Linked DNA regions of Homo sapiens: region 2 is linked to region 1. A link is an interaction called in ENCODE POLR2A ChIA-PET data of the cell type or tissue named here. Cell type or tissue: MCF 10A. All regions are shown on one strand. Each heading gives the region's core, and the rest is flanking DNA. Links, peaks and the distances in the headings are about the cores only. Region 1 has its middle 6.3 kb from the start of HMGN3. Region 2 overlaps LCAL1 (lung cancer associated lncRNA 1).

Evidence for each region. ChIA-PET counts read pairs that join two places held together with the same protein. Peaks named below come from ENCODE experiments on the same cell type or tissue, not always from the same donor. Only the 100,000 strongest peaks of a DNase experiment are listed, where the experiment ranks them.
Region 2: POLR2A ChIA-PET joins it to region 1 with 5 read pairs; 2 of 35 experiments call an interaction of 5 or more read pairs at or near these places.

Annotation. Positions count from the first base shown.
Region 1 is chr6:79,239,476-79,242,395 of GRCh38, reverse strand. No RefSeq gene overlaps it. Among named protein-coding and RNA genes, the nearest start is that of HMGN3, 6.3 kb to the right of the region's middle. In MCF 10A, for the core only: no CTCF peak of the experiment used is centred there; a DNase peak (open chromatin) is centred at 1,715.
Region 2 is chr6:79,306,103-79,309,022 of GRCh38, reverse strand. LCAL1 (lung cancer associated lncRNA 1) reads left to right here. Exons shown (of 3, transcript NR_130915.1): 3 at 1-1,354. Among named protein-coding and RNA genes, the nearest start is that of LCAL1, 5.8 kb to the left of the region's middle. In MCF 10A, for the core only: no CTCF peak of the experiment used is centred there; a DNase peak (open chromatin) is centred at 1,232.

The DNA.
Region 1 (2,920 bases), core at 216-2,715:
AATATCTGTTTCCATAATCAGCTCCAGTGAGAGTGTGTCTCTTTTTTGTTTTTGTTGTTGTTGTTCTTTGTTTTTTGTTTTGCTTTGTTTTGTTTCGTTTTGTTTCGTTTTTTGAGACAGGGTCAGGCTCTGTCACCCAAGTTGGAGTGCAATGGCACAATCTCATCTCACTGCAACCTCCACAACCTCTCTGGCTCAAGCAATTCTCCCACCTCAGCCTCCTGAGTAGCTGGGACTATAGGCACATGCCACCATGCCAGGTTAATATTTGTGCGTTTTTTATTTTTGGTAGAGATAGGGTTTCACCATGTTGCCCAGGTTGGTCTCGAATTCCTGGGATCAAGCAATCCACCTGCCTTGGCCTCCCAAAGTGCTGGGATTACAAGCATGAGCCATTGAGCCCAGCCAAGTATGTCTCTGAAAGCTGGAAATATTTGGTAAGCAACACTAAAGGAAGCTCCATAGTTCTGGATTCAGTTGTAGAGAACAGAACCCACTCTACCTAATTTAAGGAGAAAAGGTTTCAAAGATTCAATAGACTATGGGATAGCTCAGAAGACTAAAGAGATAGACTGCAGGTTGAACTCTCAGAAAAGTCTCCCAAAGTCACACTCAGAACAAGGTCGTCAAAGGAGCTGTGTCTCTTTTGCAAGCAGGAATCCACTAGTATCGGGACTCTATAAGAATAAAAACACTTTCTCAATCATAAAGCCCCTGTCTCTGCCAGTTTCAGACCACACCTCACCGCTACAGTCTATGCCTACAGAGTGAATGCAGGGAGACATGCCTCTCTGAATCCACAATGCTGGTGCCTGGGATCTTTGCTGATGTTGTTTTAGGAAAAAAAGCAGCAGACACAGCAGATGTAGCAAAAGTGTGGCCTCTTCCTAACCTCCACTGTCTATACCTCATGCTTCTAATTAGGCAAATGCAAATTACATCAGAACCCCAGCTGTAGTGTGGACTCCAGCATCTAGAGTGTAGGGAGTCACACTAAAACTGAGATGGAGTTGAGCAACAATCCAGCATTTGCATCGGTAAAACACAGCAATAGGCCATATTATGGAGCACCCCGTTCTATAGCAACAATAAAATACTTCTTTTAATCATGTTTATCCCTGCCTACTTTAAAGTAATTTTAAGAGGTTTATGCTAAGTGTTCATAATCAGGCCCTTAGGGATTCAGGAAAAGTTAAAAATTTTCTGTGTTCTCTTTTATCATTTTAGGGGGAGTATAATATACATGCTTCAAATGAAATATGTTAAGCATCATCCTTCAGGGATATGCACATTCCCATAGTTTGGTGGTTTAACATCTTCAATTTTCACACCAGTTCCATGAAACAGTGTATCAGTTAGGGATAGTATTCAGCTGCACATCACAGACATCCACCTAAAGTGCCTTGATCAAACATGGTGTTTATTTTCCAAACATTAACAGTAGACTACAGCTGGACAATCTGGGGCCACTGCAGAGACCTCAAGTCCTGCCTTTCTGCTCTTTCATCATGAACTGTGGCCCTTCTCTCTTTGGACATAGATGGCTGTTCTACTTCCAGACATTGTTAGCAACTTCCAGGATGGAAGGAGAGGAAGAACAAAGGCACAAGGCAGCTAGCTACCCGGCTAGGTTTGTCCTGTTATTTGGTGTTGCTTACACAATCACCTTATGACTGTGTGTTCATGTATTTCATTAGCCCCAGAGGTGTCACATAGCAACCTCTATCTGCCAGGGAGCTGGAGGAACTAAAGATTGCTTTGTTATGTTTTGTTTTGTTTTGACCAGGCCTATTGCCAAAATCAGAATTCTGTTAGTAGGAAGAAAGCTAGTGTGAATATTGGGCAGGTAACTAGTGGTATCTGCCTTGAATAGACATTCTTTTTCTCATTTTATAATAAGGAAACCAGGGTTCAAAGAGGTTAAGTAATGTGATGGTAGCTCAATAGCTTGAGATTTGAATTCATGCCTATGACTGCAAATTCCAAACTTTTTGATAAACATTTATTTTTAAAATGGTTAAAACAATTTTTTTGACATGTTAAGAGGTAAATTGGATTATTTAGGAGAAAAAAAAAGAAAAAAACAACCCATTTGCTTAAGATTACAGACAGCAGAAGTGGGAGTGGGAATGAGAAGGTAGAAAAGGATGAGAGTTTTTTTGTGGGAGTAGCACAATTCTGTGTTTTAAAAACAACAAAAGCCTTATGCAGATAAGCAGCCTTGAAGATTATGGCACATTTGCAGGCTAGTTTTCCACTGCTGGGCAAAACTTTATTGCCTTGTGGCTAGAATTCATTCTGACCTGGTGGCTAGAATTCATTCTGACCTGGCCAAACTCATTTTATCGGCTAACTCTTTCTTAGTGCTTGAGAATTACAAGAGTTATTAACCAAGCTAACCTGAAAATCATCTCCAGTTGCTTTATGGTATTTTTCAGAATGATTCATTCGACTCTCATTTCCCCAAACCAGCATTTTCTTGCTTTCATTGAGAAAAGGAAAATGGTATGATATCTCCGAAAGGCAGGACCATTGAGGGTAGCGACGGGGATGGGGTTACTAAATGTTCCTTACAAGCTCCCAGGGATTCTGAGATTTGAAGGAAATGCAGAAGACACCAAAAATAGGTAGTCAAAATCACTAGCTTAAAGAAAAGGGTGTGGTCCCATTTGAGAGTGTACTGGCACTGACAGTAGTTTACAAGAATGTGCAATTCAGTCGGAGAGCTCTGCAACAACTACTAATTGGTCTTTGGCACCTTGCAGCTTGTGGCTTTTTACCTAAGGGGATGGGATGGAGTCCTTATTTTGCTGTGTCCTCACCATGAACTTTGGGGATTTCCTTCCCTTAACTTTCTCACCTCCTTGAGCCTGGATGGCTCTTGGCACCAGCCATGCTAACAATCTGACAAAAAGGAATG
Region 2 (2,920 bases), core at 189-2,688, 67 kb before region 1:
CACCTATGCTGAGGTGACCAATGTTTCCAACTGTTGGACCTGCACTGCCTTTCCAGCAGCAGCTGCAGACAGCTTTCCCTGACACATACATCCCGTGTCTGCAGAGAACTGGACATGCCTGGAGACTTGAGATCCCATGGCTGATGCCTGGAACACAATGTGGCAAGCTTTGGACAAAGGACACAGCAAGACCCATGGCTGGACCGTAGCATTCGTGATGAGTGGGGCTGGCTAGTAGGGGAACATGTAGTAGCCCAAGCCCAGGCATTGCAGTGCACAGAGCAACATTGGGGTAACAGGATGGGTACCTGTCACGGCCTGTGCAAACATAACATGTGTCACCACACTGAAGGTATGGTGGAACAAGTGGCCTCACCAAGGTCGGACCCCAATGGACTTTTTGCCTCTTGGGAGCTTATGGGTCTATGAGGACACAGTAGCCTTTCCTATCAGCAAACTGGAGTGGATGTTGTATCTGGGGGTGGCCTTATGTACCTGCTACTGTTCTCCCCACATTGCCCAGATGCCTGTATAACTGGGAGGCACTGTGCTCTCAGTTTTTGCGAATGTGATGAGCCCCCTGGTGTTTCTACCCTTTGGCAATGACTATCCCTGGAGCAGGTGTCAAAACTGTAGAAGCACAATTTACTGCTCTTGCGGAGCACACCGCTCAGGCTCTGAATTACACCTGAGTGTCCCTCCTCCTGTTAATGAATGAGGTTGATCAGATCAAAAAGTGGTGTTGCAAAACCAAGTGGCCTTAGACATAACTGCTGCCCAAGGAGCCACCTGTGCCCTTTTAGGAACACAATGTTGTACCTTATCCCTGACAATCAGCAGAACATAACAGCAGCCCTGCAAAGGGGTCTTCCAGGAGATTAAGGTGACTGAGAGCCTCACTGTCAACCCCCTGCAGAGATGGTGAGCATCCCTAGGTTCTGGCGTACATTGGGCCCTAATAGTCATAAGTATCATAGCTGAGATCCTAGTAGTGAGCTGTTGCTCTCTGTATTGTTGTTGTGGGTTATGGACTCAGGGCTCCGCCATATAGGCATGTGTCCCTGCCTGGAGGACGCCCTCAGCCTAGGGGGTGTAGTGTAAGGGAAATGGCTGTGCTTTAGTCAGGAGTAGGCTGAGGCAGCCTTCTGGTGCAGCATGACTCAGTGGGTTTGGAGTGCAAGCACACAACCTTGCTCGTTATGTAACCACACCACATGAGGCACATTAGGTAACAACTCACATGAGCTCGTGTTTGGCTCAGAGCCACTATTGTCTGTAAAAGGTATACCTTGCTGATGCTGCACATATGGCTCGCTTGTGCCCAGAGAGAGAGTAAAGCCATGTTGAAACTGTCTACAATTCTTTGAGTGTTTTTTCAGCTACCAACCACTTGCCCACCGACTCCCCTCGTACCTCAGTTGGAACCTGAGTGTTGAATCAGAACAAGGGACCAATTAAATTTCAAGTTTAATGACTACAAGCTAAGTCATCCTGATATACTGTTCTCAAAACAGACATAAGATGCTCAATGTGATCTGAGTAGTTCAGGCCTGACAACTAAGATTCCTTTTCCTCTGGATGGCAACTGAATGAGCACCACTCAGATTTTCTTCTGTAATTTTCCTTTTTCAGTGCTTTCTATTCTGACTAATCCTCCTTTAATTAATCCATATATATATATCAAGCTAAATTAATGTCTGAGCTGAATGTGGTGGCTCACATTTGTAATCCCAGCACTTTGGAAGGCCAAGGCAGGAGGATTGTTTGAGGCCAGGAGTTTGAGACCAGCCTGGCCAACATGGTGAAACCCCATCTCTACTAAAAATGCAAAAATTAGCCAGGCATGGTGGCACATGCCTGTAGTCCTAACTACTCAGGATGCTGAGGCATAAGAATCACTTGAACCTAGGAGGTGGAGATTGCGGTGAGCTGAGATTGTGCCACTGTACTCCAGCCTGGGTGACAGAGCAAGACTCTGTCTCAAAAAAAATTAATTATTTAATTGATTGGTTAATGTCGTTGGGAAAACTTTAGTAAAATGCTGCTGGCCCAATCATTGTCTTAGTATCGATATTATGTGGAATAGAACAAAATAGACCTAAAACTGTGTCTGAAATATGTAATTTCTGAAACAAAGTTTTCTTTAAACAAATCTTAGGAATCAAAGAGAGAAACAGATCTTGACCCTCTGTTTTGTTGTTTGCTTATTTTTAGAAGAAAAAAGGAAAAGAAAAAACATCTTGCAAAGTAGACAAGAACCACTTTATTTCAAGTAGTTGAGGTAGTCATCTGGTTAGACACAGACGACCAGGCAGGATGAGCTCTTTGGACTCTTCTAACTCTATGTTAGATGGCTCATGTGCCCAAAGATACCTCTTCATGTAATGTTCTTCCACTGACGGCGAGAACTTTTCTCAAATGTAAATAATTCTGAAGTGCAACAGATCTCTAATTCTTTATAAGAAACAGATTTTTCAGATAGAGATAATTAATTTCATATTTTCCATCCATTTGTTGCTATTTTCCCCAAGCCTTTATTTCTTTTCATTTTAATTCTCCACAAATTCTTTGCTGGAAAACTGCAATTACATTTAACTACAGAGAGGTAGTTAGATGATGTATGCACATATTTTATGTTTTAATGATTCTTGTATCCTCTTGTGAAATCAGAGTTATATATGTCTATTCAACTGTTCTAATAACCAAGGTCAGGTCAGTTAGGTTGTAATGTTAAAACAACCAAAACCATATTATATTGAATACTTCTCATTGACAACATGATTGCCTTTTGTCTGTATTTTATTCCTTTTGACACAAAACACACACATACACAAATAATATCTAACATTCCCAATTAGAAGAATAATTTTGAGTGGCATTGAATTAAGAAAGAATAATCTAGGTGGAGATTTAGCAGTAG